2 separate regions of the Homo sapiens genome follow, and region 1 is linked to region 2. Evidence: read pairs that join two places in POLR2A ChIA-PET (ENCODE). Cell type or tissue: OCI-LY7. All regions are shown on one strand. Links, peaks and the distances in the headings refer to the core of each region. The heading gives the core; the rest is flanking DNA.

What was found. Peaks named below come from ENCODE experiments on the same cell type or tissue, not always from the same donor. Only the 100,000 strongest peaks of a DNase experiment are listed, where the experiment ranks them.
Region 1: POLR2A ChIA-PET joins it to region 2 with 15 read pairs; 3 of 35 experiments call an interaction of 5 or more read pairs at or near these places.

Annotation. Positions count from the first base shown.
Region 1 is chr2:60,834,483-60,843,659 of GRCh38, forward strand. No RefSeq gene overlaps it. Among named protein-coding and RNA genes, the nearest start is that of REL-DT, 42 kb to the right of the region's middle. RefSeq lists enhancers at 1-116, 6,587-7,006. In OCI-LY7, for the core only: CTCF peaks have their summits at 5,015, 8,576 (motif pointing left) and 8,787; DNase peaks (open chromatin) are centred at 5,109, 6,629, 7,049, 8,699 and 3 weaker places; H3K4me3 peaks cover 4,923 bases; H3K27ac peaks cover 6,387 bases.
Region 2 is chr2:60,961,630-60,970,806 of GRCh38, forward strand. PUS10 (pseudouridine synthase 10) reads right to left here. Exons shown (of 18, transcript NM_144709.4): 6 at 5,873-5,984; 7 at 3,794-3,855; 8 at 3,429-3,474; 9 at 1,197-1,261. Among named protein-coding and RNA genes, the nearest start is that of PEX13, 52 kb to the right of the region's middle. In OCI-LY7, for the core only: no CTCF peak of the experiment used is centred there; DNase peaks (open chromatin) are centred at 3,792, 5,542 and 7,863; H3K4me3 peaks cover 2,051 bases; H3K27ac peaks cover 3,594 bases.

The DNA.
Region 1 (9,177 bases), core at 818-8,817, 130 kb before region 2:
AGTGTGTTGTCATTCTGTTGAATAGAGCTCCAGCCCGAAGGAATTTCCCTAGGAGCCCTGCTTCAGCCATCTCCCTGGCCCCCTGGGAGGGAGGGGTTTATCTGGTTTTTGCCTTGGTCTGAATGTGAGGTCATCCCCATCACGCACACTCTTCAGGGCACTGTCCCAGGCACTGAGAAACAAAAGGGTGGGAGGTAGACATGGTCTCCATCCAGAGAGAGCAGAGGGTCCCAAGGGTACACAGACAAATCACCATCCTGAGGCACGGGGCCAGGGAAGAGAGCAAGACTTTGTTCATGGACAGGACAGGAAATGAATGAGGGAGCAGACGAGTGGCCAAACTGAGACCCTCTTACCTTTGACAAGTTGACAGTGAAGCAAAGGAAGCAGATGAGGCAGGACTTTGCTCGTGAAGCAGGGTCGGGGGTGCATTTGTAAAGGAAGGAGCCGCTAGAGAGGAGCTAGGAGGCTGTGATAGATAAAAGACAGAGTGAAGGACAGTGGGAGACAGCAGAACAAGATCAAGATGGAGGAGTCAACTTTGGTTTGAAAGAACTTTTCCTCATCTAAAATCCAGGGATTGGCCGGGCACGGTTGCTCACGCCTATAATCCCAGCACTTTGGGAGGCCGAGGTGGGCAGATCACCTGAGGTCAGGAGTTCGAGACCAGCCTGGCCCACATGGCAAAACCCCAACTGTACTAAAAATACAAAAAAACAATGAGCCAGGCGTGGTGGTGCATGCCTGTAATCCCAGCTACTCAGGAGGCTGAGGCAGGAGAATCACTTAAACCTGGGAGGCAGAGGTTGCAGTGAGCTGAGATTGCTCCACTGCACTCCAGCTGGGCCACAAAGCAAGACTCCATCTCAAAAAGAAGAAGAAAAAGAAAGAAAGAAAGAAAGAAAGAAAGAAAGAAAGAAAGAAAGAAAGAAAGAAAGAAAGAAAGAAAGAAAGAAAGAAAGAAAAAATAAATCCAGGGATCAATATAAAAACAGATTTTTCTGGGGAGAGGAGAGAAGTAAGCATAGGGAGTTCCTACTGGAGCCAGGCAGTCCTGGGACCAAGTGCCTGCATTGTGACTTGGAGGACCAAGTGCCTGCATTGTGACTTGGAGGAAGTTGCCTCTTTAAACCCGGGATTCATCATCTGCAAGACAAGGTTATTGATACTCGCCTCGCAGATGAAGTGTAGTTATGGCGCCAGCCTAGTGCTTATGGCTGCTGCATACATGGTAGCAGCTGTGATTACTACTGTAACTCATCTCAGGGAAGCAGGAGGTGTAGGCATCCACAGAAGGGTAACAGGGAAAGGATGGTTTAGGGGCTTTGGGGAAATGAGCCGCCATGGGACTATTACAGAGATAGTCAGAAGGGGACTAGAAGGAAGGCCATGAGGTGGTAAAGGACCAGCAAAGGTCCAAGGGCAGGAATTTGGGGCAGTCCATTGGTAACTCTGGGACTTTAACTGGTAGGGTTCAGCAGCCTGGGAGTGGGATCTCAGCAGCTGGGGAGAGGGATTGACATTTCCATTAACATTGTGTGGACATTCACATCCGTGAAGGAAGTGTCTAAACTCTAGTTTTAGGGAGGCTGATCTTTTGATCAGGGTTTGCACAACAAAGCACCACTCCGGTGCCTGTAATTCTAGGACTCCCTGTTTCGCAGCCGTTAGCATCAGACAGGTTTCCACCAGTTTTCGTTCAAGTCACTGCCCTAACAACCTTCCTATGTGTGTGTACAGAAGGAAGAGCCAGATATATGATGAACAATGGTTTATGACAGACCCAACAAATGCCTTTGAGACAGAATGCCTTTGAGATGTTACCTTACGCTGCTGGTCATTCATTTTGACAACTTGGATTGTCAATTGACTTGTAGTAAAAGGAGCACCCTAGAACAGTTTCTAAACCTCAGCACTAACCAGATATGGTGCCAGATAATTCTTTGCTGTGGAGGTTGCCCTGTGGATTATAAGATGTTTAGCAGTATCCTTGGCCTCTACCCACTAGATGCCAGTAGCAGCCCTCCCCGCTGGGGGTAGAATTTGCCCCTGGTTGGGAATCACTACCCTAGAAGTACAATGATAATCCTTGATGAAAACCATACTAGTGTCCACATTTTACTACTTTGAACTCAGCTGTGATAATCTCCCCAAATAGCAGTTCTCCAAGGACCTTCTTCCTTATGGCCAAGTCCCCAGTTGTTGCATCACTTCATTTAGCAAGGCAGAGCTAAATGATTGCAAAAAGGTAAAGCTGAGAAACAAGAGCTACACAAATTTACAGGCATTTCATCAGGAGTGGTTCAAGTTTTATAGAGCCTGAAACGTATGCACCTTAGGAAGCCCTTTTCATGAACACTAATGCATAATTGTAAACACAAAATCGCTAGGGCCCCTCTTGGGGTGTTGGAAGAAGCTGGGGCTCAGACTTTATTGGTTTCTCCATGAACCTGCTTCTATACATCATGCAAACTTATTCTTTGCTCAATTTTCTTCTCCTGTCTGAACTTTTTCCTCCCAGAATACTATGTTGGATAATCCTACATATAACATTCACTTCCAACGTGCTTTTCTCTTGTAAACAATTACTTAAGATATTATCCCTTTTGCTTCTTTTTTTCCACAAGTTATGAAGGCGAAACCATATTGCTTTCAGCTAAAGAGGTGCAAAGTTGATGTGAGACTAGGTAAAAGAAACCATCTAGATCTCAATTTCCAAGGCTATATGGAAAATGAAATTGTTCTACTTATTAAAATAGCATTTCTTAACCTTCTTGTGACTTACTAAAAATGACCATTAACATTTTCAGTGGGTTCCATTTTGGTTTTGGTCAGAGTTTCTTCTGTTTCACTGAGAATTTCGGTGACATTTATCCTTCACTTCCTTTTTTTTTCTGCTGCCCTCTGGGGCTGAGGCTAGGGGATGTGGTGCTCTTGTTGGTCAAACAGCTTCTTTTGGATAGGATTAGCTGAGACCCAATGCTCCAATTCATGATAATAAATCATGTCTTCCTTTTCAAAGTACTCTAATATTTATTCTCATTAATGTTATATGTAAGAAACTGTTATGAGTGCAGCATAAACCAGGCTCGCTTGGGAATCCATCAGTAAATAAGGTCCTCTCCTCACCCCAACAAGGCTTACAGTTGAGTAGGAATGACACATATATATACATAAACAACAGCAATAATAATGGCCATCATCATCATTTGAGTGTGTAGTATGTTCCTACACTACCCTAAGCACTTTACAAACATACCTCAAAATATAAGGCAGAGTGTGATGTATAATGATAAATCACAAACTGTGTTATCTGGGGCCATATTAATTACAGCTGTCCAGGGAACAGCAGGAACACTTCATGGAGCAAAGGGAATCTGAATGGAGCTCTTGGGGTCACTGTGCTCTATCCAGGCAGAGATGCTTCAAGACATAGCACAGACATTCATTTCTTAGTAGCCCTGATGTGGTTCAGGACATGGTATCCCCAAAATACAGCACCTTGGCACACTGAGTATTTCAAGCTGAAGGAATTTGAGAAGCCATTTACTGGAAGGTCTCTCTGACCCTTCCCTGCCCTTCTGCCCTGAAGCAGATCATAAGACTTTTATTCAAGAGGTGCCCTCCCTATATCCAGAAGAAAGGAACAGTCTTTTTTCTTTTCTTTTTTTTTTTTTTTTTTTTGAGACAGAGTCTCACTCTGTCACCCAGGCTGGAGTGCAGTGGCGCGATCTCAGCTCACTGCAACCTCTGCCTCCTGGGTTCAAGTGATTTTCCTGCCTCAGCCTCTCAAGTAGCTGGGATTACAGGCATGTGCCACCAAGCCTGGCTAATTTTTGTATTTTTAGTAGAGACAGGGTTTCACCATGTTGTCTAGGCTGGTCTCGAACTCCAGGGCTCAAGCGATTTGCCCACCTCAGCCTCCCAAAGTTCTGGGATTACAAGAGTGAGCCACCGTGCCGTGCCCGGTCAGAAGAAAGGAACATTCTTATCTCTGAAGACATAGGAACACAAAGAAGAATTTGAACAAACGTATGTTGCTAAGCTCCCTGCAGTTTATTATCATTAGATCATATCCCCTTTGTCCTGTTATATTTCTCCATGACCGTCCACTCTTCATCAAAGCCAGCAATAATACACAAGTCTGTTTCTTTGGGTATTCATTTGCTTAAAAGGCCCCTGTGTCACATAAAACATACCAAATAAATTTGCATGTTTTTCTCTTGTTAATCTGTCTTTTGTTATAGAGCTTTCTCCACTGTAAACCTAGCGATGGGTGAGGAAAAGATATTTCTCCTTATGTTCTCACACAATATTTGAAGCTACTTATTTAAAAAATGCAGCCATAATAGATTGTTAAAACAAGAATGGAAAGCAAAGATCACTTTAAGCAAGAGAAGAGAGAGCTATATGAGAAAACCTAGACTAAGAATATTTCTTAGAATTGAGCTAAAATGCTGGGCGCCGTAGCTCATGTCTGTAATCCTAGCACTTTGGGAGGCCGAGGCAGGCAGATCACTTGAGGTCAGAAGTTCAAAACCAGCCTGGCCAACATGGTGAAACCCTGTCTCTACTAAAAATACAAAAATTAGCCAGGCATGGTGGCGGGCACCTGTAATCCCAGCTACTCGGGAAGCTGAGGCAGGAGAATCACTTGAACCCAGGAGGCGGAGGTTGCAGTGAGCCGAGACCACGCCACTACACTCCAACCTGGGCAATAGAGCGAGACTCCATCTCAAAAAATAAAAAAAGAATTGAGCTAAAATGAAAGTGTCCTGGCAATTTAGGTATCATGAGTTTCATAACTTCACCTTCTTTTCTAAAAAAGGACACACGTGCTTGCTCTAAACTCTAAGAAAGCTGACAGAATCTTTATCCAGGGATGGTGAATGGCAGTAAAATTCTTTTTCACAGATACAGAAATGTCTTTCATGTGTTGATTTCTTACACCTAAATTGTTGTCTTGTGACAGCATTTCTGTGGGGTGCCGAGAAGCTTTGATCTAAGAGTACCCCTTTCTGGTGCTCTAATTCTAATCTGACCGTGGGGGACAGTCGAGAGCAGTGCTTTTCAAGCTCTAATGTGCATCTGAATGACCTGGGGATTCTAAATCAGTCATCTGGGGTGGGGCCTGAGGTCATGCATTTCCAACAAGCTCGAGAGGCTGAAGGCTTAGAGCAGCAGTTCTTAAACCTGAGCATGCATCAGAAACACAGGGGGCCTTGTGAAAATGGGTGGCTGGGCACCACCTCCAGGGTTTTTGATATAGTAGTACTGAGGTAGGCCTCAAGAATTTGCATTTCTTGGCTGGGCATGGTGGCTCATACCTGTAGTCCCAGCACTTTGGGAGGCTGAGGCGGGTGGATGGCTTGAGGCCACGAGTTCCAGATCAGCCTGGCCAACATGGTGAAACCCCACCTCTACTAAAAATACAAAAATCAGCTGGGCATGGTGGCAGGTGCCTGTAATCCCAGCTACTCGGGAGGCTGAGGCAGGAGAATCACTTGAACCCAGGAGATGGAGGCTGCAGTGAGCCGAGATGGAGCTACTGCACTCCAGCCTGGGCAACAGAGTGAGACCCTGTCTCAAAAACAATAAATAAAATAAAGAATTTGCATTTCTTTTTACTCATTCATTTATGAGCAGGGAAGTGGTGGAGTGGGGGCAGTGGGGGGCGGTCTCACTATGTTCCCCAGGCTGGTCTTGAACTCCTGAGCTGAAGAATTCTCCCACCTTAGCCTCCTAAAGCACTGGGATTACAGGCACAAGCCGCCAGGCCTAGCGGAGTTTGCATTTCTTTTCTTTTCTTTTTTTTGAGACGGAGTCTTGCTCTGTCACCCAGGCTGGAGTGCAGTGGCGTGATCTCGGCTCACTGCAAGCTCCGCCTTCCGGGTTCACGCCATTCTCCTGCCTCAGCCTCCCGAGTAGCTGGGACTACAGGTGCCCACCACGCCCAGCTGATTTTTTGTATTTTTAGTAGAGACGGGGTTTCACTGTGTTAGCCAGGATGGTCTCAATCTCCTGACCTCGTGATCCGCCTGCCTCGGCCTCCCAAAGTGCTGGGATTACAGGCGTGAGCCACCGTGCCGGGCCCAGAGTTTACATTTCTAACAAGATCCCGTGTGATACACATTTTAAGAACTGCTGGCTTAGAACATCCCTCATGACTGTGAGTGGTCCCTCACTGGCTTCACATGAAAGTTGATGGTTACAAAATTCAAGATGAAACAACCATGATAGGCCTTCTAAGCAGGTATTTTGTGAGTTTAAATGAAAAGAGATCCACATGCCTTATTTAGATAATGAAGATAAGGATAGCTAACATTTATTAATCTTTTCTCTTTGTAACACACTAAGGGTATAACACACATTATCTCACTTGGCATCTGGCATGGGCAGCAGTGTTGGTGTTTGATGTTTGGCTGAGGAGCCAGACTTGTGTGCGTGCTGGGAGGGGGTGTTTTCGGTGCACTGTTGTGGTCTGCAGAGGTACCTGCATGCCAGGCCAAACTGTCCCTCAGGAAACACCTTTAGATCTAGACTAGCAGACGCTAGAGGCCCGAGTTCTGCTTCACAGAGTCTGCAGGAAATAAATGAAAGAAGTTGAGGGCAGGTGTTAACAATCATCTGTTTCAACCGCAAAAGTACCTGAATATAGAACAGAATTTGTCAAGCCTGGCGCACAGCAGGAGCACCTGGATGCCCGGGACCCATCCACAGAGGGTGTGATTAGATTGGCCTGGAGAGACACCTGGGCACAGGCATTTTTAAGAGCTCCCCAGCCAGGGTTGAGAAACACTGGTACAGGTTTGATTGCAGCAAGATGAATCGGGTTGGCTGAGGAAGGGAAGGGGCAGAGACCAAATTGAACAAAACAAAACATCTATTCCCAGACTGGATCTCTCTTAAGCATTTGCCAAATTGGTTTTGTGCTATCCTTTAGAACAGTGGTCTTCAAATTTAGTATGCATCAGAGTCACCTTGAGGTTTCCTTAAAGCAGATTGCTGGACCTACCCCCAGAGTTTCTAATTTAGCAGGTCTGGGGTGGGCTCAAGAATTTGCATTTCTAACAAGTTCCCAGGTGATGCTGATACTGCTGGTCCCAGAAGCCAGTTTCTTTGCTATTAAGACCTTCATTGCAACATACAGAAGGATGCCTATATTTCTTATTTTCTACTTATTCTCAACTCTTTTTTACTGAAGCAAAAAAATACAAACAAAAGTGAAAACAGGCCGGGCGCGGTGGCTCATGCCTGTAATCCCAGCACTTTGGGAGGTGGATCACCTGAGGTCAGGAGCTTGAGACCAGCCTGGCCAACATGGTGCAACTCCACCTCTACTAAAAATACAAAAAGTAGACGGACATGGTGGCATGTGCCTGTAATCCCAGCTACTCAGGAGGCTGAGGCAGGAGAATTGATTGAACCCAGGACGCAGAGGTTGCAGTGAGCCGAGATGGCACCACTGTACTCCAGCCTGGACGAGAGTGAGATTCCACCTCAAAAAAAAAAAAAAAAAAAAAAAAAAGTGAAAACATGTGAAATCATTCATAATCCGATGATAGCCACAGTAGATGGCTTTTTTTTCCCACATAATACATATGTATGTATACAGATTTTCTTTCAGAAATTATAATGGTCATATGAAGAATGTGTTTGCATCTAGAAAGACATTTGTGCATTATTTCAAGGTCCTTATATAATCTATATAATACACAAAATCTATATAATTTTTGCTATGAGTTTAGAATTATAACAAAGTTTATTTCTTTTGATAATATCTTCAATATTATGTAATAAAAATAACTTTAAAAATCTATATCTAGCTATTTTAACAAATGTTAAAGAGGCCACAGTCTTGTTAAAATGCTATTTAAGTTGAGGTCTAGTGGTATTATTTTGGTAAAACCCCTGATTTGTTAAAATTGTAGTAGGATCTTTTATCAAGCTACATAGCTTGACCCATAAATGTTTTTCATTTATGAAACCAGAATATCTCCACAGAGGAGATCCATAGAAAAAAGAAATCAGAATAAAGTCAGGAGATACTAAAGGGTCTCCACGTTTATAAGCCTTTTCTTAATTGAGAATAGTCGCGAATAGCGAAGACTAAGAGTGGCATGCATTCAGAATTTGTCCCTCACATGTAGGACAAGAGTTAGAAAACCAGCCCACACCACCTGGCAGATGATGGCACAATTGGATGTGGTTGTTTAATTTGTAGGCTAAGAGATTATAGTATTAAAAGGAAGACAGAAAAGAATTTAAACTAGGCCACTACAGTAAAACACAAAAATACAAATGAAGAGACAAAACCTCCACAAAGGACCAGGCAAATAAAAATACCGAAAAGCTGCAACTGTTCTGAATAGTAAGCCTGAAATTAAATTCAGGAATTGCTTAAGGGAGGACGGTCAGGAGCAGCCCCTGAAGGCTGGTGGTAGTCTTCATTCACTACCTCAGGGGAGAAGCCTGTCCTCACTTTCAGAGGTGTGGAGGTGTGGGCCATTCCTGTTGCCTTCCTTCCCTCCCGAAGACAGCCCTGTCCCCCCACCACCTAGAGGCACTTTCAGCAGCACCCAGACACAGTCCTCGATCTTCCCCCTGGGACGGAATGGCACCAACAAAGGAGAGGGCAGTGTTCTCACCCCTGGCTGCACTCCTGAAAACACCTGTCCCGGGCCCCACCCGCAGGCTTCTAATTTAATTGGTCTGGGGTGGGAAACTAAGCAGCAGTTTTGCTTTTTGTTTTTTTTCTGTGTGTGTTTTGTTTTTGAGACAGGGTCTTGCTCCATTGCCCAGGGTTGGGGTGCAGTGGTTCAGTCATGGCTTACTGCAGCCTTAAACTCCTAGGCTCAAGCAATCCTTGTGCCTCAGCCTCCTAAAGTGCTGGGATTACAGGCATGAGCCATCGTGCCCAGCCAGTTTTGTTTTCTAGTTGAAGTAATATATAAATAGCCAAAAAAGTGCACAAGTCATGTGTGCAACTCAGTGAATTATCACAAAGCATACATTTTTTTATATTTGCATAACTGGGTATATCACAATTTGTCTGTTCTGCTGGGCATTTGAGTTGTTTCTAGTTTGAGCAATTACAAATAATGCTGCTGCAAACATCCTTGTATGTGCCTTCCAGTGCATGTGCGCACACTTTTATCTGGGTATAAACTGAGGAGC
Region 2 (9,177 bases), core at 344-8,343:
GACATACACAGAGCCCAAGTCTCTCTCTAACTTTTAGTTTCGCAACAATACAGGTCTTGCAGGCCTGTGGAGTAACAATTTTAACATATGAGAGTGGCACTAAGTAAATAAGGGCTCTGCTGCTACCTTTCACCTTCGGGAGGACTTATCTTCCGAGGCAAAAACTGCAATTACTTTTGCACCAACCTAATACTTTCCAATAGCCTCAAGATTTGAGGGAAAAATCCATACATAGGAAGTGGAAGCCCCTTCAGGCTCTTTAACCATTTTGCTGTCCATGGTCATGTGCAGTTTACTGCTGACTCTACCCCCCTTATCACATCATCGTTTGAAATGTATTGAAGGATCTTCTGGAAAGAAAACTTACAGTAATATTTTATTTAATAAAATGAATGTACCAAGAATTAAAATGTAAGGTTTATTGCATTTATTTTATTTTAGCATATTTTAACAAGTGAGGAAACTCATGAGCCTTCCTCTCCCTTTTCTGGAGATGAACGATACTAGGAAATACAGGACTAAGGATGTAATAGGCATAGCACTGGGCTAGAATTTCAGGACATCTGGCTCCAGGTCTACTCTATTACTAGCTTAGGCAAGTCAACTCCTTCTTTGGACACACTACCCTCTTCTAAAAGATCAAGAAGTTAAACTTGATTCGGCCGGGCACGGTGGCTCACGCCTGTAATCCCAGCACTTTGGGAGGCCGAGGCGGGTGGATCACCTGAGGTCAGGAGTTCAAGACCAGCCTGGCCAACGTGGCGAAACCCTGTCTCTACTAAAAATACAAAAAATTAGCCGGGCAGTGGTGGTGCATGCCTATAATCCCAGCTACTTGGGAGGCTGAGGCAGGAGAATCACTAGAACCCGAGAGGCAGAGGTTGCAGTGAGCCGAGACTGCTCCACTGCACTCCAGCCTGGGCAACAAAAGTGAAACTCTGTCTCAAAAAAATAAATAAATAAATAAGTATTTTTTAAAAAAAAAAGACGTTAGACTTGATATTAATTTGACAAACATTTACTGAACACCACATATGCCAGGTACTGCACCATGGGTTGGAGAGATAACAATGACTAAGACACAATCCTGGCCCCTGAAATACATCATCTTGTTTCAGAGATAATCCAGCTTATCTCTAACATTCCCTTTATTCTAAAATTTCACGATGCTTCTTTGTTTCTAAACTTCTACTTACTTAAGGAAATCCTCTTCCTTTATCTTATTCAAGGCTTTCATAACTGCCATTCTAGTGAATACAGACTATATAGGGTAAAATGAGAAGAAAAGACATTTTATTATCCAGACAAGAAAACATCAGACGTGAAACACAGAACATGGCTGGAGAAATTGTATCATTTCATTATATCATTTCATATACTTAACATGGAGAAATACTTAAGCATTTCAAGAAAATAAATAAAACTTAAGCATTCATGTCAGTTCTGCAACTGGCATACCTCTGTAACCCTTCTCTTCAATCTGGTCTTTGTCTATAATAACAGGCAGATCTAGCAGAACAGGTCTTCTTCACCACACTGTCCCACTTCTCTCAAATTATGGTATAATTCAAATACAAAACATGATGACACTGTAGGAAGTGTGATTTAATTTTTTTTCCCTTGACTTCAACAGGAATTTAGATTGATTCAGCTACCTTTTCTTTCCTACATCCCTTCAGAGGCCACAGTATGTAATTTAGGAGTTGGCTGCCAGGGTAAGGGATAAAGCAGAGCCAACCTGCCAGCCCTGGCATCTAGCAACTCAGTCTCACTCACCAGCCACAGAGTAAGCAAATCCACTGTACTGAACAGAAGGGCATCTACAACAAATGTTCCACTTGGATTTTTTAAGATAAGAAAAGCCAAACTGCACAGTAGACACACTAGAACTAATTAGTGCATATATACATGGCTTACCATGATAAATCACAATTAGTTCTTCTGTTAGGAGAAATCACATTTGACTGAAAAGGATTACAGTGTAGGCAGCTCAACAGTATATCACCAAAGGAATAATTTTTTCAAAACCATATTCTAGGGAACACTATGGCATTCTATAAGATACCATAGGGTTACAACTGAAAATTAAGTGCCTGTTTGATAAGATATGAAATCTTAGGCTTGAAAAAAATCTCAAAAAGTCATTCAATTTGCTCCCAGCCATGAGGCAAGAAAACTATACTTCAGACTCTACAACTCCCACTGGCCAATGGTGTGGTGTCTATGATGCTTTAACAAAAATCTCCTTATCCTATTACTTGATGCCTATTATTATATTTCCTTAAGGGTAAATAAAATAAAACTAGGTCTTCAATGTAGATACATCTTACAGGTTATTTGGGCAGAGCTTCCCAACTGGCATAGCAAAGCAGTGGACTATGGTTGTGCCAAGATGTTGATCTCTTTAGTTCAGAAGGGTTGCTGGGCAGGGCCTCAGACAGTGGAAACCCCAGGCCTGTTGCTACCAATCTGAAGCAACTCCATCCTGTTAAGCTCAGGGTGCTGAACAAACATGGAATGTTTTAGATGTGCCATGATATAAGAAAAGTAGGGAGGTGCTGCTTTCGGCTTGGTCTGCATTTCTAATTATTTCTGCACAGGGCATTAGGCAAATGTTACAAACTTCTTTCCCCCAGTTCTAAAAGGCCCAGCAATTAGTCAAAGCAAGAGGCAAAACCAACAGATGTACATTTGACAATGAGCTTATGTTCTTTTTAACAATCACAACAACAAAATGAATGTCAGTAAAACTGTAGGAATGCCTAAGTCTACGTACCAAACCACCTACGAAACTGATGCATGAAAGATGACCAATATCGCACCACATCATTCTATCCTGACATGATACGAGCTAAGAGTGTATGTTAACTAACTTGTCCGTTAACATGAAGATTAGCTAACATTAAGATGATAAAGAAGAGTTTGAATAAAAATGCCCTTTTTGCAAATGTAGCCAGAAAGAGGACATGTTAATTCAGGACTGTCCTAAATAAAACAACTTACTTTGAATTATATATTCTAAACATTGATTTCTGGAAAATGGATATTAGCTGAAAGTTTGGAATGCTACTGATACTTACCATTGATTTTCTCAGATGATGTAATTTGAGGGATTAAAATCTAAACGTCGAATTTAATGAGTAATAGTAACATCACTGAAACACTGATTCTAAATTTAACATCGTCAGGGGAACAATCTAGACACTACACAAACATGAGGATGTTTGTGTGCTACAACTTCCTAGCCAGAGGTGAAGGTTGAAAAAGTTGAAAAACAAAAATTAATGTAGCAAATGGAAATATTTAAAAGCTGATTCTTAGTATAATAGAGTTGCCATGTTTCTGATGCATATCCTTTTTGTTGGAAATTTGAATATTCAGCTCAGACAAAACTCACTCAAGACTAAGAAGCGGGAACCTTTCCTTACCTGTTTGTTTTTGGCTGGCTTAAAACAATCTGGGCATATCGCAGCTCTAAAATAAAATTCAAGTTAATATAAAAGGTTAATGAGTTTATTTTGGGGTAGATATAATTCAAATATATTTCATACAAAATGGCTGCTAAACTCAGGACATCAGGAGCAGACAAAATGAGTCCCTGTATGAGCTATATCGGTTTGCCCAGGAACTATGTTCAAGGACACATTTTATTTTTTTGAGGGCACATTTTAAACCTACTAAGACATAACAAGTTCTTCTCTTTCTTATTAGGAAGAGAAGCAATACTATTTTCATGAAAACCAAACAGCATTAACAATTTTACACCATTGACGTTGTTTACATGGCAACTTACAGGAAGTGGCAATCCTCAACTGTTTCTGGGTGAGCAAAGACCACACTCACTTCAAACAAGCTCTAAAAATTATAAAGACAGTTTAAAAATGAGCAAAAGGAAACTAACATCTAACAACTTATTAATGGAAATAGAAATTAATTCTCAAAGATTGGCTCAGAAAAGAATGACCAGAAAAACTGGAAATACTACTGCTCTCAAATCAACTTGTTATCAGGGCAGCTGTAAAGGAAATAGTTTTGTTTTTTTTTTTAACTTCTAAAACTCAGTCATTAGTGATCCTACCAAAAAAGTTTTAAAATAAATGTGTATACTTTTTGGACAAATGTGTAAATTAGGTATAAAGATGAATGAGAATTTACAGAATTGAAAATAAATAATAACAGAGAGAAATGAAGAATTATTCTGCCAATACTATGATTTGAATTATTAGCAAGGCAAAAAACATACTATTCAGATCCCTAAAAACCATATGAAGCTTCTTTTTAAAGTGCTCAAACGTCTTAATGGATTTGAGTTTTAAAACCAGATCTTAATTTTTTTTGTTTTATTACAAAAATTATACACATAAATTATAAAATGATCAAATACAAGACAGTTTTTCAATCCCACGCCACTGAAGCAGAACCATTAACAATTTGATGTTTCTTTCTAGGCATTTTTGTGAATATAAATGTATATGTATTATTTTTTAAGACATGCTTTTGGAAAATTGCTTTAATATTATATCATGGAAATCTTTTCAACTCTAGGGACTGTCAGACATTTAAGCTGTAGAAAATTTTTCTGTAACAAAAAAAAAATGCTATAATGAACATCCTTGTACACCAAAAAAAGCATGATTTTATACTTTTACCTCCATGGAGAATATACAAAATTCCATATCGGGGAGGGGTCAGGGGCAGGAATAGCTAAAAATGCCATACTATGTTGCAATTTTGTCTTTATATTTACTGAGTTCATTGGATAGTTAGTAGACCTATTAGCTACTCTAGAATCACAATAATGAATAGCTTTTTTTTTCTCGCTCCTTATTCTAATCTATACAATAATTAAAATGAACAACGCATTCCTTTTATTCAGGGAAACTTCACTCAACCCACATCTTTTGTTTTCTATTTTCTGTTCTCACTGATACAACATGTAAAATTATTTGTGCTTCAAAACTGAAATTTGAGGTAAAAATATTTTGCATTAATGACTTCTCTAACTTCCAAAATACTTTCATTACCTCATTTCCTCTTCATGCTATCTGTGAAGTGGTTTTATTCTCTATTCTCTCAATACTCGGTTTACAGAACAGAGCATATTCTTACAGAAGGAAATATTACTGCATAATTCAGAATGGTTTTGAAAAACTGTTTAGCTTTAGTAGATGGTTTTGTGATTTTATTTGAATAGGGGTGTATCTGATATTCAGGGAATTTCCTTCTAGCAAAATGATGAAGCAATGAGGCCATAATATTAAAATCTAATTTAAGATGACCTTCCTGTTTTCACACCTGGAAGCCTGTTGAGTCTTCCCTGAAAGTCAACCCATTTCAGAGACTGAGGTAAGGTCTGCTCTGGAAAAGGGAAATGTTCTGTTTTCAAAGGCAGTTACTGCCTAAAAGTAAACAGGGGGATTTGAGATACCAACAAGGTAGGATTGAGCCCATACTCATTGTAGTTGAATAGGTTCTGTCCATGCATTTGAAAACAAGATTAGCCACAGATAAACCAAAATTAAATAGTCCAGAGTTGACTCTATATTTGCTTGCAGTTATTTATATGTTGCTTTGCATCAAGTCTGATGCTTTGCATCAAGGCAAAGATTCATTTCTAACCTTTTAAGGTCAATTAGGGCACCTGGTACCTTCATAAGTGTCTTAGATCATAAAGAAGTCTAAGGGAAAAAGAAAAAAAGAAATGCTTTGACTTCAATTTAAGACTATCAGAATTTAACATTTTAAAAGCTTAAAAAATCCTTCACTGGATTATTTAAAAAGAAGTTTTTTTGGCTAACCAAAACCCTGCCATATAATTAAGTAAAACTAGTAAAATCAGAGAATAAAATTAACAATGCTGTTGACCCAATACCTTTCCATCAATGGGAACACCCAGTTCCTCTGAAAACAGGGGGTGAGTTATCCATTTGTAGGCTTCTTTTAGCTGAACTATATCATCTCTTCCCAGCGACAGACTCTGCTTTCTGAATAACATAAAAATTAATTCACTGACATGAAAAACTTTACTTTTTCTATTAAAGGCAAGAATTTATGCAATTATTTTTAAAATATTGATTGAGTGCCTAGTATGTACCAGGCACTATTCTACACATTAAATAGAAAGCAGAGAACAAAGCAGACAAAAATTCCTCACCTCATGGACCTTATACTCTAGTGGAATCATGGAATTACTTTTTTTAATGGCATATAACACAATTTTTAAAGCTTCAAAGTCAAAAGCACACTATGGGTTTTTCTAAGCTAGAATTGCCAGATTCCAGGATTTATACATCAGAAGACAGAAAGATGGGATAGAGATGATTGGTTTACTGCTCACAAACTATAAAACTGTGTATTACAATAATCACATCCACATTTTAATGCTTGCTTTTCCCCTCTTGTTGAAAATGGGGCTTACTTTTGGGAAATCAACAAAGAAGCTGTACTTTTTAAAAAACTTTACTGCTGAAGAAGAAATATTAAATCCTAAAGTATCAATGTTCTGAAATGCTCATCAATGTATTATCAGATAAATAGCTGAATAAAAATTTGACATTCCCCCAAAATATACTCATGAGACAATAAATAGGTTTTGGGAAGTCCCTTTTATAAATTATAGCTTTAGTTTGTAACCTAAAATTGTGATAGAAAGGAACTTGAGATAAAAGGGATGAAAAACATGGTGTGGTATTATTAAAACTCCTCTACTCTGCTGAGAACACTGGGATATTACTAACAAACTAACAAGCCCACGTCATTCAAATAATTAAAACTTCAAACCAGCCTTATGGCGATTTATAGGGCTGCTTTTAATGAAAGAGATGTAAGGGCCAACTTATGCATCATCCCTTTTAATGCCCAATTTTCACTGATAGAAATTACTCCTTATAGGCAACATCCATTGTAATTTAAGACCAAAAGACACTACTAACCACAGGTTAAAAACAAAAAGTAATTAAGCTAATGGCTGAATTTAGTTGATCAGAAAAAAAAAAGAATATGCAGATCACTATTCCTCTAAAAATGCAAAATAAGAAATAGTTGATCCAAAAAAAAATAAAAAAAAGAAAGAAGTAGTTGATCTACCCATTCTGTATCCAGCTGAGAATATAACTTGTTACAGAGAGAGCTTTCATATGGTTTGGGATTGTGATTTAACATTGAAATACCCAGATAAACTCTACATCTGACAAATAATCAAATTATTTCTCTACATCCAAGAACTTATTCAAATACTGTGTGAGCTTCATAAACTGTTCCTAATTCTCTGAATATTAGAAAGATTTTAGGTATTTTAAAAGACTATCCTGATACTGTGTCAACAGTTCAACTATTTAATATTTGCACAAAATAGCATCACAGTTGAAAGTAAATAATATATGAAAATACATTTTAAAGAATAAACGTTGAAACAGAAAACACAAGAATGGAAACAATTTTTAAAACTGTTTACATTCTGGAAAGTCCAAAGGGTTGTTACAAAAGCGAATCCCAAAAATGAGTTAAAACATTATTTAAGAAAACCAGTGTTTTAAATCCTTCACAGTCTTTGAAATATATTTAGTGCATTTGAGTCCAGTTTAAAAACTTCAACCATAGGTATTTTTTCCCTCCAGATTATAGAGCCAGAGGAAAAGGTTAACAGACAGCTTGGAAACCTCATCCTTATATATAAAGCAAATATACTACTTAAAATGCCAGATTTCCAATCCTGAAAGTTAAATGCAGCTAATAAGTTTCCTAATACAATTTGGGCTAAATATCTTCACAGAGGTCCCTAGCATATACCTGATTGTCCTTTAGAGGGACTAGTACTCATTAAAGTAAATTCAGTCCCCATTTCATACTTAGTAACTACACTTCTCTTTCTCTTCTCTGTCAGATAAGTGCTTATGAGGGTGTCAGTTGCAATCACTTTTGCTGTAGATACAACACAACAACCATTCTAAAGAAAAGATGAACCAGAGTATGCAAGGCAATTAATTTTTTTTGTAAGTTCCCTAAATCAATTCTTTAACAGCAATTCCTCCACAATCTTTTCAACCCAGAATGAACTAGGGACACTGAGGGAAAAGAACAATGACCTGTGTTTTTTTCTGTTCCATTATCCCTATATCAGTCAGAATCTTTTGGAAGAACTAAACTTAGTTTAAAATCCTTTGATAAGAAATAAAAAGCCGGGAGCAGTGGCTCATGCCTGTAATCCCAGCACTTTGGGAGGCCGAGGCATGTGGATCACCTGAGGTCAGGAGTTAAGAGACCAGCGTGGCCAACATGGTGAAACCCTGTGTCTACTAAAAATACAAAAAAAATTAACCAGGCATGGTGGTGCATGCCTGTAATCCCAAGCTAGTTGGGAGGCTGAGGCAGGAGAATCACTTGAACCTGGGAGGCAGAGGTTGCAATTAGCCGAGATTGCACCACTGCCTGGGCAACAGGGGTGAAACTACGTTTAAAAAAAAAAACAAAACCCGAAATAAAAACAGTAACTCATTAGCAACATAGATATAAATTGAAAACATTTAGAAAAAAGCATGCTCTGACTATGCTAGCAAATTTCTAAAAACATAGGATCAAGTTTTATTACACCAGAATCTAAACCATTTGAGACTAATTTAATAAGATCTAACGAAACCCCCAAACCTTATGTAGTTATTACCCTTTTGAAAATGCAGATATATAACACAAAACAAACAAAAAAGCCAAATTAATTATTTTTCTATAAGTCACTTAACCAAGTATGAGATTCTAAAACAGAAATTTATGCTTCTTCCTGGATTTTTCTCTCCAGAGTACATAGGTACTGCCAACAGTCATATGGCCCTTTTTTTTACTGGTATGTTTTAGTTTCAAATGCCAAAATATTCTGGAGAATTAAAAAAAATTTTTAAATTCAGTTGGGAATCAAATCCTGATTTGAAGGAGGCGATTTAGAGACTTTATCAAACTTACTATGAATATTCATATGTTTTGTTGCAGAAATATTAATATGTTTGATTATGTAGTACCACCCCAGAGCCTGGGCGGGGGAGGGGACGGAAATGATATACATGATCTCTAACATCATATCACATTTTAAAAATCCAAAAATTTTATATTTCAAAACACTTTTGGCCTCCAAGTGTTTCAGATAAAGGATTGTGAATCTATGTTTTCTATGTCTTACCTATGTGTAAA